Regions from separate parts of the Mus musculus genome. Here region 2 is linked to region 1. A link is a loop called in an ENCODE intact Hi-C map of the cell type or tissue named here. Cell type or tissue: left cerebral cortex. All regions are shown on one strand.

Region 1 (8,000 bases):
AACAGGAACCTAGGAAGGACATGACAATCAGGGATATTCTGCATGGAAGACTGAAGAGACTTTCGAGCTGCCCATTCCAGCTGAGTGCCAAGTCAGGGTATCACAATGATGCTCAATCCTCACCTTTCAGCTCTTTTGGACACCAGGGGAGGCCACGAGACACTCCATAAGCCTCAGTCCGGGCAAACCTGCCCAACTTTGCATGACAGGATCCCACCTCACAAGCAGACACAATCAGCTCCAGCCCAAGTCTCTATTGTCCTGGCCAGAATAGTAGTTGGAGGTGCCTAGGAGCTGCACAGCCCTTGACAAAGCAAATTCCTACCCCCAGACCACAGGAAAACCCACAGACAACCACAGCTAGGGCCACAGGGCAGAGCATGTCTTGCTGACATACTCTGAATCCCAGCCCTTGGTCTGCCATACTCCTCCCCCAGTATCTTTGCAGGGATATAACTGAATGAGAACCCAGAAGAATGTTTTCTGACCCAGCGAGGGACCACAGACAGCCACACACACCCCAAACCCAGTAACCCTGACACCAGGCTAGCCAGCCCTTACAAGAAGGGAGGGGGCGAGAACAAGGAGTTTGGATGGGAGGAATTCTGACGGGCATGGGACACAGGGAATCCAGTCACCTTCCTGAACTAGAGGTACATGGTCAAGGGGACACCCTGAGACCTTTCTGAAAGATGAAGGCTAAAGGATGGTAGGGGGGAGAGAGCGTCTGGCCAAGCCAAGAGAGTGACTTGCTGTGGGAGATCTGGCCTCCCTTGGCCTTACCCACTCCACCTCCAGCCTCCTTCAGAGGGCTTATGCCAAAAGCTCTGCACCTGCATCTGCCCTAACCCAGCAGGAGGAAGCACTCCTCCCTACACTTCTTACCTCTGGGGAAGCCGGTGCCTTCAGGGCAGACTCTGCTCTACTGCTGAGGGTGCTGCCTGCCCACCCTTCACCAGCGTAGCAGAGAAAGTTGCCAACTCATGGAGGGCCCTGGTCCCAGAGCCTCTAGGACTTTCCCAACCCCATATGCCCATATGCTCTCTGACCAGCTGCCCCACACCCAGCCACACAACCAGACCAGAGGTCAAGACAGCCTCTAGCACCTAGTTGTCACTCTTCCCAGGTCTTGTTTCCCCACTTGCATAAGAACTCCCATAAATCTACACAGCCCAGTTGGCTGATGTCCAGCTCTGGCTCTTTTAGTTCATGAAGGTGACTGGATTCCCTGTGTCCCGTGCCCGTCAGAATTCCTCCCATCCAAACTCCTTGTTCTCGCTCTCTCCCTTCTTGTAGGGGCTGGCTAGCCTGGTGTCAGGCTCATTGTCCAGTAGAGGCTGGGTTAACCCTATAAACCCAGCAGATGTCCAAGGATTAGCAAGAGCTGCCACACTCTAACCCCTGAGGGCACATGACAGGAACTTCTGACCACACCCATCTATCTACTCAAGCTATCTACCGAAACCCGCTTCAGCCATTTCCCACCTTCTCTTCCCAAGCAGAGGCAGGTAGGTAGAGGACCCTGCAGAGGACAGGAAGCTGTATTTGAATGTGGGTAAGGGCCAAGGAAAACAGCAGGCACCAAGGCCAGCTAAACAGGGCATTGGGGTACAAGATGGGATGGCTGGGGAGAAGCTGGCAGAAAACTATAGCTGGCAAGGCTAAGAAGGCTGCCCTTCCTTGAAATAGACCTGGTTCTTTCTGGCCAGCCCCCTGTGTCATCCCCTCACACCTTAAAATGTCTCTCCTCTGGCTCCCACAACCCAGCCTGCTTCATGGCCTGCCTCAGAGAGACCAACCAGTCTCCAGCTCCTGGAGACCAGAGTCCCAGACCCTCATTCTACAGAAAGCCTTGGGGTCTGGGATAATACCTTGTGGTTCACTACTCTAGTCAGGAGACCGGGTAAGGCCTGGGCTCCTGCTCAATCTTCTGCTCCCTGGGACATCTCCTGTGTCACCCAGGATTCCTCCACCCTGAGCACTCTCGGCTGGCTCAAGATCCAGCCAGGACTTCACCCCATAACAGACAAACAAACGGCAGGTAGCAAGAAAAGGTGTCCAACAGAGGACACAGTGGAGCCAGGCCACCAAGGGAAGGACTTCTTTCTGGCTCTCCCCTGCTGACACGCCACCCTTAGCTAGAAGCCTCAGTCATTCAGAAGACTCAGAACACCAGGATCCCACAGCTTAGGCCCTCTTGTGCCTGAAGGGGAAGAGGGAGGGAGTAGGCAGAGTTGGAGAATTCCAGAACTCACCAGGTGGCTTCATGTAGTACTGCTCAATGTCAGCCATGTCCGTGTGCAGCGCACACTCCAGGTAGGCCAGAATCACCTTGCGGCTGTAGTAGTAGCGCAGGGCCAGGAGCCCGGCCGGCACCAGGCATGTCAGCAGCAGTGAGCGGGTCACAGCAAAACAGAGGGCTGCAGGCAAGGGGGCACAGGTGAGGTGGCAGGTGCAGAGAGGCACGCGGCCAGGCTGGACATGGGTAGGTCCCACGGCACCCGGAGTCCAAACCACCTTGGTAAATCAGTGCTTAGGGGTGCTCCCCACCAGGGACTGTTTCTCTGTGTAGGAGTCATGGCCGCAGTCCCTCTCTACGCTTCCTCATTTCCAAGCTCTCTGGCGTAAACACCTGCTACCTTCACAACCTGAAACAAAGGTCCACAATACAGCCTAGGCCAGACCAGTGCTGGTCAGCCCTTGGTTCCCCCAGTTTCCAAAGGGTCTCTTGCCTACTCCACCTAGCCTGGTGCTAAGTCAAAGAGCTGGACAGAGACACCAGGACACTGCCTATGCAAGCAGGTCATCCTGCGCCGGGCTGAGAAGGCACCCAACTAGAGCCCTCCCTGGGCAGCTTCAGAGCCCACTAGGCTGTCAGAGTCGGGCGACAAGCACCACACCGTTTCCAACTTCATTTGTGCTGTGGAGGAGGAAAAAAACGCACAAGAGCAAAAGTTGTCTCCTCCGAATGACCTTGGGTGAGTCGCCTCAAGCTCCTCATCTGCAGAATGGGATGGCATGGAATGGGAGGGGGTGTGCTTCAGACAGCAGAGGGTATCCTCCCTGTATCCCTGGCTCTGGCGAACAGTCTCCCTGGCTCCCCGCGGAGCTGGCTGTCTTCCCGTCATAAATTAGCACTTGAGCCTCAGGCGGCCTCCCCCGCCCAAAGATTATATATATAGTTGTCGCGCCGGGCCGCAGCTGCAGCGCTACCTGCCCTGTCACGCCGCCCCCACCCGGGATGCCCCGCGACGGAAAGAACGGGCGCCGCGGACTGAGTTGCCAACCCTGTGTTTCCCAGTCCGCAGCGCCCTGCACTCAGCCCGCGCTGGTTCCCACGCCCGGCCCAGGAGCCTTGGCCGAAAGCCCGGAGCGCTGCGCCGCTGGTGCAAGCGGGTCTCCTCCCAACCGGTCCAGCGTACCGACGCGGCACCGGGGCTCCGAGATGGGAACCCAGAAGGAAGGCAAAGAGAGTCAAGCGCGACGGTCCCCGGAGGGGTCCGCTGGACCCGCTGGAGCCGGGCCGGTGCGGGACTGCCGCAGCCCCGCCGGCCCCCCGCCCCCCGCGGCGCACTGACCGGCCAGCAGGGCGTAGAGCAGTTGGGTGCGCGGGTGCTGCCGCAGGCCGCGGAAAGCCGTGTTGGGGATGCGCTCCAAGATGCCGTCGTAGAAGATGCGGCGCGCCGCCTCCTGCTCGGCTGCGCGGAACTCGCGGATGCACACGCCGCGCCCCTCCGGCGGCCCCGCGCCCCCGGTGCCTCCGTGGGGCTGGGGACCTGCCGCGGGTGGGGGTGCGGCGGCCGGCCCGGGCGCGGCGGGCAGCGGGGGCCACATGGCTCCGGCGGCGACGAGCAGCGCGTCCTTCTTGGCCCCCGGCAGTGCCTCATGGTCCTCCGTAGCCACGATCTTCGTCTCGCAGACCATGTCGGGAGGCCCACAATGCATGCACCCGGCCGGGCGGCGCAGCGCGAGGACGCGAGCCGGCGGCAGCGGGCAGAGCCCGAGCCCAGGGCAAGGGCGCGGCGCCCTCGGACCCGCGGCGGCAGCGGCGGCGGCAGCGGCTCAGGGGCGCAGGGCGGAGGCGGCGGGCGGCCGGGGCGCGCGCAGGGAGCTGCGCCGCATTTTGGAGAAGTATTTATAATGCAGCGGCGCCGGTGCAGTCGCGGCGCCCGGGGTCCCGCAGGGTCCTAGCGTCCACTGCATTGGCTGCCGAGGGTCACCATGTGATCTCGGGGGTGGGAGCAGACGCCGCCTCTGCGCCCGCCCGATGGCACACTTGGGCTGCGTGGCTGGCGGACCGCGGGAGCACGGAGGGGCCGAACGGAGAGCGTGCGAGGAAGTGGTCCTCAGTGAACGACAGCAGGGACAGGGTGCTCAGAGAGGCGCTGCGTAAGGGGCTTGAGGCTCGCCAGGAGGTCGGAGAGTGATGGACGCCTCCTACCCCGCCCCTGAGCTCCCGCAAAGCTGCCGCTGCGCTCGGACCTGCGTTCCTGCAGCAAAGCGTCCTCTTCTTCCGCGGCCGCTGGCAGTAATCACGGAAGTGTCTCCATCTCCCACCCCTTTGTCTGTACGCGGCGCCCGGCCGAAGTCCTCGTGAGGGGCCCCGTGTTCCTTTGGCAGGCGCCCTCCGAGCCCGCGGCCGGGGCCGAACGGACTGAGAGAGTGAGGACGCGGCTGAAATGTGGTTTGATGCACGCGCTGCCTGACAGCCGAACCCCACCCCACTCCAATCTGACACCCGACCGTTCCCGGCAGCGGACCTGCGGAATTGCAGGACCCCTCCCGGCTCGGCCCCCGCCTTCCGCGGTCCGCGCATGCGCCCCGTGGCCTTGGTGCAGGTGCAGCGGGGGCTCGCTTCAGAGCCGCGGTCTCACAGTCCCCCGGAGCAAGACGTGCAGACGCAGCAGACAGGGCGCGCATGGAGTGGGGAATGCGTAGTGGCATATCCACTTTCCTAGGTCACGGGAATGGGCACCCCCAAAGCCGAATCATCCTCGTGCTCGCGGAGACCCTCTCCGGGCCGGAGGACCCTCAGTCTGCGTTATGCCGCACCATTGTTGGAGCCAGCAGAACGGCTAAGGTCACCTAGAGACTGAAGGGGCCTGTCTCGCAAATGGAACCTGGGAGTAGGGTAATCAAACAGCCAGGGTTGTCAGCACAAGGGGACTGAGAAGGAGAGGGTCAGGCTAGAGAGGATTTTCCTCACTGTTTTCGAGACACGGGGGCGGGGGAGTGGGACTTATCTGGGTCCCAGAGGCGACCTTCCTGGACACTGATGCTAAATCTCTCAATATTTCAAAGGAACTCACTGATAGTATCTGAACAGGCCGGGGCACCGACTAGCCACATTGACTTCTCCTGAGTCCCGAGGTTGGCTGGGTGGTCTGCAGGACCAGTGCCGGCCTGTAAGGGCTGAGGACAGTCAGGCAGAAGGGCCCCGAGGAAAGTGAGGCTGAGCATTGAGGACCCATCTGGTGGAGCCAAGAAGTTCTGACTCAGGACCCTAGGTTTGCGGGTCACTGAAGCCTGTAAGCCTTAGAAGCAACAAAATGGTCCGGTGCCTATAGGGTATCTCTCCACACCCCTGACCAGAGTTGCTCCTTCGTCTTTCTGCACCTCCGGGCCTAGGGGATTTGCAAGACTCACATCAGCGCGACCAGAATCCCCCTCAGTTCTGCAGAGCACCCATTCCCTGGTCTGCCTAACCATTCCTTCCATTGCCCCGGTCCTCCTATAATCATTTGCCCACCCCGCCCCCGCCCCCATGGCCATGATGGTGGCCTGCGCTATAACCAACACATCGGAACCGTCTGAAAGCGTGAAGGGGCCAAGACTGGAGCCCAGGGTCTTGGAGACTTAAAGATACTACCCTAGGAGTTGCGCAGACAGCAGGACAATCCATGGCCCTGTTTAGCCCTGTTCCTCCTTCCTGTCGTGGGGCGCCCTCTGCCGTTCTCCCTTAGGCCATTCCTGGGTGGCATCAAGGTCCTCTTTAATAAAGCAGCAGCCTAGAGCCACTCTACCTCTCCCGAGCTCCCCACGATGGCTTACACACTCCTCTGCCTGGGTGTGTAGGAAGACTCAGGAGACCCAGCTTGGCTTCCTCACATCCTGCAGCTGAATGCACCTTCCAGGAGCCTAGAAGTGCCTGCCTACAGCCTGGCAGGGGTAAAGACGTCTATCAAGATTTCAGAGACAGAGTGGGGACGGGTGCCCTGGACCCTACACCTGAACATTCATGGGTTAGGAATGCTTCCTTAATAGGGCAGCCCTCCAACCACGGTGTGTTCTTTAAGGATGTTGGGTAAAGAGGACTTATCCTTGCCTGGCATGGCTGCCCCAGGGTCTGTTTGGGGAAGAAGAACCCCATACTGAAAATGTAGAGAAAAAGGAGTGGGTAGTGGGAATATCCACAGCCAAGGTAGTCCTGGGAGATGGCCCTGGGCTCGATGCTGAAAGCTATAAACCACTGGGGACTGGGGGAGGACAGGAGCCTTTAAGAGAGCAGGAGAGCCCAAAGCACAGAGAAGAGAAACAGGCTCAAAAGCCGCGAAGAGGTGCCACCAAAATGGGAATTCTGCAATAATATTTCCAGGCCAGAACTTCTGGAGGTCCAGACTCAACTCCCTCTGAGTTTGAAAGAAAGAAAGGGAAGAGAGAGAGAGACAGAGACAGAGACAGAGACAGAGAGAGAGAGAGAGAGATGCCTCCAGACAAGCTCAGGCATTCTAATTGAGATACTTCTAATTGAGATAATATTTTATGTAATTCTTATCCTAGAAACTAGACTTATGAGCGATATGATTCAGAACAATGTCTCTTTAATAAAGCATTAAATTTTGCACTGTCATGCATTCATATACAGATTGGCAGCCAAACTTCATAATGTGAAAGTGATGTTTCTAGTATTGATTTTAAAGAGAATAAATTGTTTTAAAATTGGATTTTGCTTTTTCAAAGTTGTAGATATTATTCTAACGTTGCAAAAGAAACTTAAAAATTATGGTTAAAATTGCCAGTGTTCCATTGACTGCAGCTTGCAGTTTGATCACAAGCTTAAGATTTTTAACTCACCCATATATTGTTAATTAAGATTATTACAAGAGTAATCATCTTATGAGAGTGCTAATGCAGCTCATTTCGGCCATCCAGCCATACAAAGCAAGGCAGACTTATAGATATATTTGTCTTTGTACAGAAATTAGACCCTCATACAATCAGTTTGGCTATGGTTGCAGCCTGGCAGGATACTACAGTACAAGCAATTTTTTCACAGCACTAAAGTTATAAAGAACATTTAAACTATAAGTCGTTTTAAGAAAGACTGTCCAAAATTAGAGGTATAGACAGACAGATTGTTCCCCTAGAATCTGTCCTTGTACTGGCTAGTTTTGTGTCAACTTGACACAGCTGGAGTTATCACAGAGAAAGGAACTTCAGTTGAGGAAATGCCTCCATGAGATCCAACTGTAAGGCATTTTCTCAATTAGTGATCAAGGGGGAAAGGCCCCTTGTGGGTGGGACCATCTCTGGGCTGGTAGTCTTGAGTTCTATAAGAGAGCAGGCTGAGCAAGCCAGAAAAAGCAAGCCAGTAAGGAACATCCCTCCATGGCCTCTGCATCAGCTCCTACTCCCTGACCTGCTTGAGTTCCAGTCCTGACTTCTTTCAGTGATGAACAGCAATGTGGAAGTGTAAGCTGAATAAACCCTTTCCTCCCCAACTTGCTTCTTGGTCATGATGTTTGTGCAGGAATAGAAACCCTGACTAAGACAAATTGGTACCAGCAGAGTGGGGTATTCCTGTGACAACCTGACCATGTTTTGGGGAGGACTGTGGAAGGACTTTGGAACTTTGGGCTTGAAGATCCATCCTTTGTTAAGAGCTCTGTCAGATGTTGTGTAGGAGCTTGGAAGATAATGTTGAGAACAGTGCAGAAAATGGAGGCCTGGCTTGTGAAATTTTAGAGGGAAAATTAAAAGACTCTTTTCAGGACCATTGT
Region 2 (8,000 bases), 190 kb before region 1:
GCCTTCTAGTAGTTTCTCATCACTGTGTTTGTGTGTGTGTGTGTGTGTGTGTGTGTGTGTGTGTGTGTGTGTGGTGGTGGTGGTGGTGGTGGTGGTGGTGGTGGTGGTGGTAAAGCGGCCCTTTCTCATACTGGACCCAAAGCTCTTTGGTCAATTCTCCAAATGTCCCAGAAATGGGTGCTAGAGCCTCATTCCTAGTCAGAGAAACAGAGGTAGGAAGGCCAGTTAGGGAAAGGCCAGGCAGATCAAAGACCTGTTATCCCTGGTCATCTACCCAAACTCGGGGAGGCTCTATGTCCTTTCTCCTGGGTCATGCTGAATTTACCATTTGTGAGGGAAGATGGCACTGAGGACTTGGGCCAATGCAGTGGCAAGATGGAGGTGTCTTCCTTCTTACCACCTTGGACTCCACAGTTTCCAATTGGGAAAGTCTGGGCTCTGTCTATACAAGGCACTAGCTTTCTCTGGATGGGCCTGGCATGTCACAGTGACCTTTGATGAGGAAGGTGGTCTTGGTTGGCCAGCCTGATGCCTCCTTTCCCCAGATCTTGGGAACTTTGGGACACAGATGCACACAGGCACTGCTGGTGCCCCTGCCCCATCTGAAGGCCATGGGTGGAGAGACCCCTCTGGTCTAAAGGGGACAAACTTGCCCTTTGTACTTGCAAGCCACTTCCTGTTCTGAGCAGAGGCTTCCAGATCTCCCCTGGGAAGCCAGCTCATTCTGCAGCCTCCTTGAGCAGCAGGCTTGCTGTCCTGCCCCTGGGACTTCTCTAGAGCTGACTTTTACCTATCAGGTCACCACTACCCACTCCTCCCAGCGTTCACATGCTCTTGGAGAGGGAGAGCACTTCTGGCACAGGAAAGTGCTTTGTCTTGGATGCAGCTGGTGGGAGCTAGTGTCCCCAGTTGAGATTAAAAATTTCCAAGGCTAGGAGGCTATTCTTGTGCTCCACTTCAACACACCACAGCATCCCATCCCAGTAGGAGGAGGGAGCAGGCTGGGGAGGTCAGGCTTGCCTTAGCACTTAGAGGCAACTCACCAGCCTGCCAAAGCAAAGGTGCACCCTTCAAAATGCTGGGCCCGCATGCTAAGCTCAGGGGCCCAAAGCTCAGCATTGAGCATGGGCCTCAATGCTCCAGAAAGATGGACACCCTTCTCCTTTACAGCTCTGGACAGCCCTGGCCCTGGAGTGATTGTGGGCTTGGTCAGAGAGGCACTTCAACCAATACTAAGGAGTTCTTTCAGTGTCTATACAGGACTGTTTATGACCGCATGAGGTTCCTCTTTTGTTTTTTTCAGGGCGCCATCAGAGCACCTGTTATTCTTAATCCTGCCCCACAGGTCAGACATCTGTGGCTCACACCCAGGCTGGGAGGGAGGTGGTTCTGGTTTCCACATTCCCAGATTGTTAACAGCTCTGGGTGTGGGAGCAGTAATCTCCATCTTTCTATTTCAAGGGGACACTGCAAGTTTCCTTATCTGCATATTGGGCATATGGAGAGCCACAAGGAAGTGTGCACAATGCATCCACCTTGGTCCTAAAGTAAATTCAATGCTAATAATCTTTGTTGTTTGCTACAGTACCTTCCTTCCATTTTAAGAGCTGCTATCTAGCCACCTTATTTCCCACAGAACTCTCCAGCCTGCTATTTTGTCCTCAACCTAATAACAGAGAGAGGATCAAGGGGTGGGAGAGGATGGATACAGAGGATGGTGTTAGGGCATCTTGAGCTGTCTGTCCCCCATGCATCTATAGGCCAGCATGAGGGCCTCGGGTCATTAGGGCCAGGAGTTTGCTGAAGAGTTCACCCTCTTGTCACCATAGCCTGGCTCTTGGCACGGCTCTACCCTCAGACCAAGCACCGCAAACAGACACTCACGGATCCCTCTTGCTCAGTAGTGTCAGTAGCTCTTGGTGCCTCTCCCTTAACCCTGGTGGCCTTCCTTTTTACTCCTGATGGCTGATCCTGCCTACTTTGGGTCTGACATCTGAGAGGCTTTTAGATTCCAATGGTCTGCGTCCCTGTCTCCAAGTTTTAGCCTTCCCTGAAGCCAATATTCCTGCCAGAGACAGGTGTCCTTTGCTGTTCTTTAGCGAGATCCCAGCGCCCGCCCCTATCAGGCCCCAAGCCTGGTCCTCCACCGAGACTATGGTACCAACTGACTCCGGGCAACAGGTCGTTGCGCACGACATGCATGGGCACGACAAAGCGCCAGGGCGCGTGTCCGCAGCGCATCCTGCCTGGTGTCTCCCGAGACACGGTCCACGTCCTCCTGGCCCCCGCGTAGGCCGGGCAGCAGTCCCACCACACAGTGCTTCCTCTCGGCAACCGGTCCTGCCCGGGCGTCCTCATTGGCCCCACGCCCTGTCACTGGCCATTGGTCCGCGGACTCAATTTACATAGACCGTTCTGGCCCAATCGGCGTGCAATGCCTACTTAACATGCACGATGGCCGCCAGTCAGCGAGCACTGGGGCTGGGCCACCACGTGCTGTTGCTAAGCTTGGGCTTCTAAATTGTTACTACTGGAGCCAGCCTATCCTAGCCAAGCTTCGCATCTGTCAACATTCTCAGCTCTGCCCGAGGCGTTCGGCCAGTCCCTATTGGGCAAGGCTAGACAAGAACCCGCCCCCTAAGCCGGAGCGCCCACACCTATTGGCTGCGTCGACTGCTGCTCGACTTATGTGTCAATTTGAGGGCCTGAGGCAGAGGGTGGCGGCCCAGCGCTGGAGTCCGCGAGTCGGGCTGGTGTGCCGCCAGGCGCGGGGCGTGCGGCGAGCAGAGCCGGCAGGAGCGCGCCGGGCAGCCGCCGCCGCCGCCGTCCCGTGCGCGGGCGGCAGGATGGAGCTGAACTCTCTGCTGCTGCTGTTGGAGGCGGCCGAGTACCTGGAGCGTAGGGACCGAGGTAGCCCGCGCCCCTTTGTGCCAGGGTGGGCGGGCGGCGGGCGGGCGCAGGGGGCCGCTGACCGCACCGTCTGTCCCGCAGAGGCCGAGCACGGCTACGCCTCCGTGCTGCCCTTCGACGGCGACTTCGCAAGGAAGAAAACAAAGACGGCCGGCCTGGTGCGCAAGGCCCCGAACAACAGGTACCGCCCCCAACCCCCACCTCCCACCCCCGCGCGCTGTGCCAAGCCAGCTCGGGTCGGCCCCACCCGAGTGTCCCCGTCCTCTCTGCGTCCCCAGTACAGTCCTGCGCGCACCCGGGCGGCCGGCCTGGAGGAGGTGCCGGCCCCGCCCGCGCGTCGCCATCTTCCCGCGGCCGCGCCTCCCCGCCGCCGTAAACAGTGCCACGCGTACAGCGGCCGCGCTCGCCGAGGGCCGTTCTGGACTTTTCCAGACCGGAGAGGAGTTGTCAGTTGGTGCCGACCGCTACTCCCTAGTTTGGGCCTAATTGGGGACTCCTCCCTCCCTTGCACTTCTCGGAGCTGGCTTTGCTCTTAGACCCAGCACCTTATCCCCAGGAGCCTGGACAGAGACCTCTCTCTGGCTACTTAAGCGTCCTGCGCAGCTTATTGACAAGGAAACTCCAACCACAAGCATAGGGCTGGCTTTGTCGCGAAGAGCTGCAGGGAGCTATTTCTCTCAAAAGTTCCAGGGCTCAACTACACTGTTTGCCTTGGCCTTGTGTTTGGAGGAAGCCCTGAAGCTGAGGTTTAGGTATGGCTAGGACTGCTAAAGGTTCCACCTTCCTGGCTGCAGTGGGATCCAGGGCACACCTGACACTGTCTAGGGGCTAACTTTGGCCCAGCTACTCCTGTGTGGTCAGTCTGAGAGCTTCCTTAGCAGGCTGGGGGCTTCAGGGCCCCTTGGCAGAGGGTGCGGCTCATTCCTGTGGCCTGTCTGTTCTTGGGAAACAGAGAGGCTGGCACAAGGACCCATTTCTGTGGTGTCCTAGGCCTGGCAAAGAACAGGTTGAATTACCAACGGCCTGAGTCCCAGCCCCTGGTCTCTTGCTTTGAACAGTTTGCAGAAGGACTTAAGTGTGTTGGAGGCCTCACTGCCCCAAGCTTCCACAGTGAGATGGCCTGGACCCGGCTTCTGTCTGCCCTAAACCCCAGGTTTGGGAGCTCAGCTTCCTGTGGCATGGAGTACCCACAGCTGATAGGAATGGTAGCATTCCTGAGCTGAGGCCCTTGAATGCTTCTGCCATATACACAAGTAAGAATCTGACCCAGCCTTGTAAATGAAGCCTTATTTTGACCTCCATTTTACAACCGAGGAAGCCAAGGCATAGACAGATTCAGTTACTTGGGTAGGGCTGCTTAACCACCCTGTTCCTGGATGAGGTCCTAGCCTTCCATCTTCTTCTGGGATGGGGAGAACTGGGTGCAAGGGGCAGGGGATGCAAAGGGCCTCTCTGACTGGACTTGGGTGCACCTCCCCTGAAGCTTCCTTGGACAGAGTGTACTCCTTCAAGACCTGAAGCCTTAGGGTGGCAGACACAGCCCTCCCCTCCCCAGTCACTGCTCAGAGGCTATTCTCAGCCAGCTCAGTTGAGAAGCTGGGATTTCAGATGTGGCAGGGCAGTTCTGAACCTTCTGTGTCCTGGCAAAATGAAGGACAGGCCCTGGTATAGCAGGCTAGGGTGAGTGATGGCTAGGTCTCTAATGGCAGTGACTCCATGGGAGGGTGCCTTTAGGGTCAAGTACTTTGAGAATATAAGCAGAAGGGTCAGATCAAGGTGGTGCCCAGGCAGCATCTGACACAACGATGGCCTCTCCTCAGGCACAATACCCCCCCTCCCCCCACGGGATCTCTGGACTCCGAAAGAGTTCCAAGAAAGGCCAACACACATGCTGCTAGAGTGGCCCTGTAGTCCAGGGATTGGGAGCTGGCAAGACAAGTAGTATCCTCTGGTGCAGGAGGTGAGGGGACTCCTCAATACTTAAGGTTCCTGCTGACCCTAGCCTGCTACATAAACTAGCAGACCTGTAGACCCAGTCAGGCTGCCATTTAGAGAACTGAAAGACAGGTTCTCCAGAGGACATCAAGGGGTTTCTGCACTGCCTTCTTGGCTCTGGTTGGCCTGTGGAGGGATTCTGAGGCTCTGGCCCAGCCTGAGTGACTAGCAGCAGGTTTTGGAAGAGTTGAGGAATCCAGGGCCAGAGGGAACATAGGTGAGCTAGTACCCTGATGGTGTCAAAGAATGATGGGCCAGGCAGAGTGTACACATTTTTTGGTAAAAGATCCCAGATCCAGGCTCTTAGAGCAGCAGAGGAAAGGACAGGTGGGCAACAGCAGAGCACAGGGAGGGCCTTGGTCTGGGTGTGTCCTGATCTTTCTGCTCTTAAGTGCAGCAGTCCGGGGACCTAGAAGCCTGTGTTGGTCTGTGACATTCCCTTAGATTGAGAGTCACTTGGAAACCTGAGTGTTCAGAACCTGTGGTCTGGGTGAATGGGCTTGGCCAGTGAGGTTCAAGCAGCCCATGGGGTCACTGTTCCCAGGGAAGGTAAAGTTGGTCTCAGGGTTACATATTCTATATAATGCAGTTCCTGAGAGAAGGGGGATTGGCCATCTTCTATGTCCTGCTATGTACCTACAGGCCCAGAAAGCATGCATTTCTCACAGATGCCCCCATAAGTTGACTTGGCTTTAAAGACTTTGTCCTGGGTATTTCTATCTGTAAGGCAGAGTGGCCACAGGAGGACAGGATCATCTTGTCTTCTGAGGGTCTGACCTTCATGTCGCATGCTCAGACCTGCCATTGGTTCTCTGTGTGTGGCTTGTATTACTTATAAGGACACAGCTGGCCTCAGATAAAGGGGAGCAGATGAAGGTGGCTGGGCATCTGGGTATCCCTGCCAACCAGAGCCACCATAGGCCTGTGTGGCCATCAGACCCTTAGATCTGCTTGTATTTCTGTGCCTTGTCCCCCATCCCATGTGAGGTTACCCTAGCCTTTGATAGGCAGCTGTATACCTGCCCTAGCTCTCAGCATCCAGAAATATCCTGGACCTAGATCCTCCTAGCCACTGTGTGAAGGCTCTTAGCTCTCTACAAAGAGCCACTGTTATTTGTGCTCCTGTTGTTGGGCCTTGGAGTGAGCCCTCTCTTTCTATCTCTCTAAACAGGTCTTCACACAACGAACTAGAAAAGCACAGGTAAGTGGTACCCCCATTCCCATATGAGCTACTTGATGTGACTGCCTCCTCAACCTCCCACATCGAAGGGGTACTTTTGCTGACCTGACCTGTCGGGGTTGCCAGACTATGCTCTAGGCTCTGGAAAGGCCAGTTCTAGAGGGGACTAGGGTCTGTTCTCAGGCAGTTTTGGATTGGCAGGCAAGGGCTGGGCTCAGGCCATATTCTTTGGTGTTTAGCTTGGGGTCAGAACTGGATAGGTACCAAGGACTTGGAGCTCCTTGTACTGGTAGCAGTCTGAGTTGGCTCCCTGGAAGAAGACATGGTGTGATTGGGCATGCCTAAGCCCCTTTGGAAACTTTGCTTCAGCTCTCAGTATCATGGCCTTGGTAGGGGATTCATTCCTTTTCCCCCTTCCCTCTGCCTTTTGGGGTCTGTTTTCTAAGGAGCTATGATGCTCTACATGACTGGAGCATCACTGGAGGAGAGCAGGCCCAGGCTTTGTCCCTGCACCCTGGCTCTTGTCAGCTCCTGGTATGGCTGGTGGCCCATAAGGCTACTTCACTTTGTCATTTGCCTCTTCCCTCTGTCAGTGGTGACAAGGTGTGGCTAAACCCTGGGAGTTGGGAGGTGAAGGAGATCCTTGTGGCTGCCAGCAGCAGCCTAAGTGGAAGCAGAGGTATTTTAGGCCAGGCAGCCCCATGAGCAGTAGACCCCATGCCAGAACCAGGGAAAGCCCCTGAGGGACAGCAGGCAATACCTCTCTCCTGACCTCTGCTTTTATCAATAAAATGGACAAGTTCTGTCTTGCCTTCTTGGTGTTTGGGGTGGGGGGTGGAGTACCTAACTCTGCTTCCTAGATGATCCCTCCTGGGTACACTGGAAAGGCCTGGAGCCCAGCCAGTTCTTTCCTTTTCCCCTCCCCCCTCCCCCATGTCTGCGCCCAGTGCAGCGCCAACTTCCGCTCTCCCGGGATTCAGGACTCTAGTTGGGGCGGGTGGCTGGGCAGGGACAGAACACCATGTTCCCAGAGGAGATGCACTTCCTGCAGTGGCTTGTGTGTTTGGGGGGTTCCCAAGGGGCCAGGCCACAGGGATGGAAGCCAGAGTGAGGCAGGCTTGGGGTTGCTCCTAGGACAGAAGAGATGAACCCACCTTGTCCAGACTCAGGAACAATGTCCTGGCCTGTGTGAGGACAGACTTCCTGGAAGCAGTGTTTGGGAGGACACCTGATAGTGAAGACAGATGAGGAGTGCCATGGAGGCAAGAGTGGGTAGGAAGCAACCTCTAGGGAGGATAAGGGCTGACCTCTGACCTCTGCAGACATCTGTTGACCTTAGTCTTGGTCTTTGCCATTCTTCATAAGCCTATAGTTAGACTGGGTCTTATAGAGGCTATTAATTTAAGACGGGGTAGGATTTTCTGGGCATCCTGGGCCTCTCTGACACCCAGGGTGTCAGGGTCTTTCAGGGTAGGGTCTTTCTACCTAGCTGACTGGGCCATAGATGTAGACAGCTCTGAGAAGTCCAAATGTCTGGGGCTTGGGCCCTGGTAAGGACATCAGTCACAGCTGGCTATAGATCGATGCCAGGTGTTCCTGGATGCTGGCTGAAGGAAGGGCTGTGTGTTGTCCTGAGGAAGGAAGGAAACACCTGGCTAGCTGCCCAGAAGGCCGTAAGAGGCATACCCTGGATGCTGCCTTCACTGGAAGTGTCTGTCAGAGAGACTCAGGTGGGCCTGTGGGACTTCCCCATTCGGAGCTTTGAACAGTACCCACCCACCCTACCCACTACCCCTGTAGATCAGTATTTCTGGTAGATTTGCCATGGTGGCACTAGCTGCTGACCTCAGGGCCTGGAAGCCCTCCTAGACTCAGCTCTAAGTTTTGGTCTTTAGTATTGATGAGAGCTGCAAGT

What was found. Peaks named below come from ENCODE experiments on the same cell type or tissue, not always from the same donor. Only the 100,000 strongest peaks of a DNase experiment are listed, where the experiment ranks them.
Region 2: it touches region 1 in a loop (6-fold over the local background); 4 of 42 quality-filtered maps call a loop at or near these places.

Annotation. Positions count from the first base shown.
Region 1 is chr5:33,992,789-34,000,788 of GRCm38, reverse strand. Nat8l (N-acetyltransferase 8-like) reads right to left here and starts at 4,805. Exons shown (of 3, transcript NM_001001985.3): 1 at 3,579-4,805; 2 at 2,256-2,420; 3 at 1-9. The coding sequence starts at 3,945. In left cerebral cortex, CTCF peaks have their summits at 3,382, 3,583 and 5,958 (motif pointing left); DNase peaks (open chromatin) are centred at 4,224, 4,779, 5,298, 5,958 and 5 more places; H3K4me3 peaks cover 4,336 bases; H3K27ac peaks cover 3,043 bases.
Region 2 is chr5:34,182,420-34,190,419 of GRCm38, reverse strand. It overlaps Mxd4 (Max dimerization protein 4), which reads left to right and starts at 2,710. Exons shown (of 6, transcript NM_010753.2): 1 at 2,710-2,910; 2 at 2,992-3,091; 3 at 6,077-6,106. The coding sequence starts at 2,847. In left cerebral cortex, no CTCF peak of the experiment used is centred here; DNase peaks (open chromatin) are centred at 1,367, 2,536, 3,270 and 3,621; H3K4me3 peaks cover 3,000 bases; H3K27ac peaks cover 5,420 bases.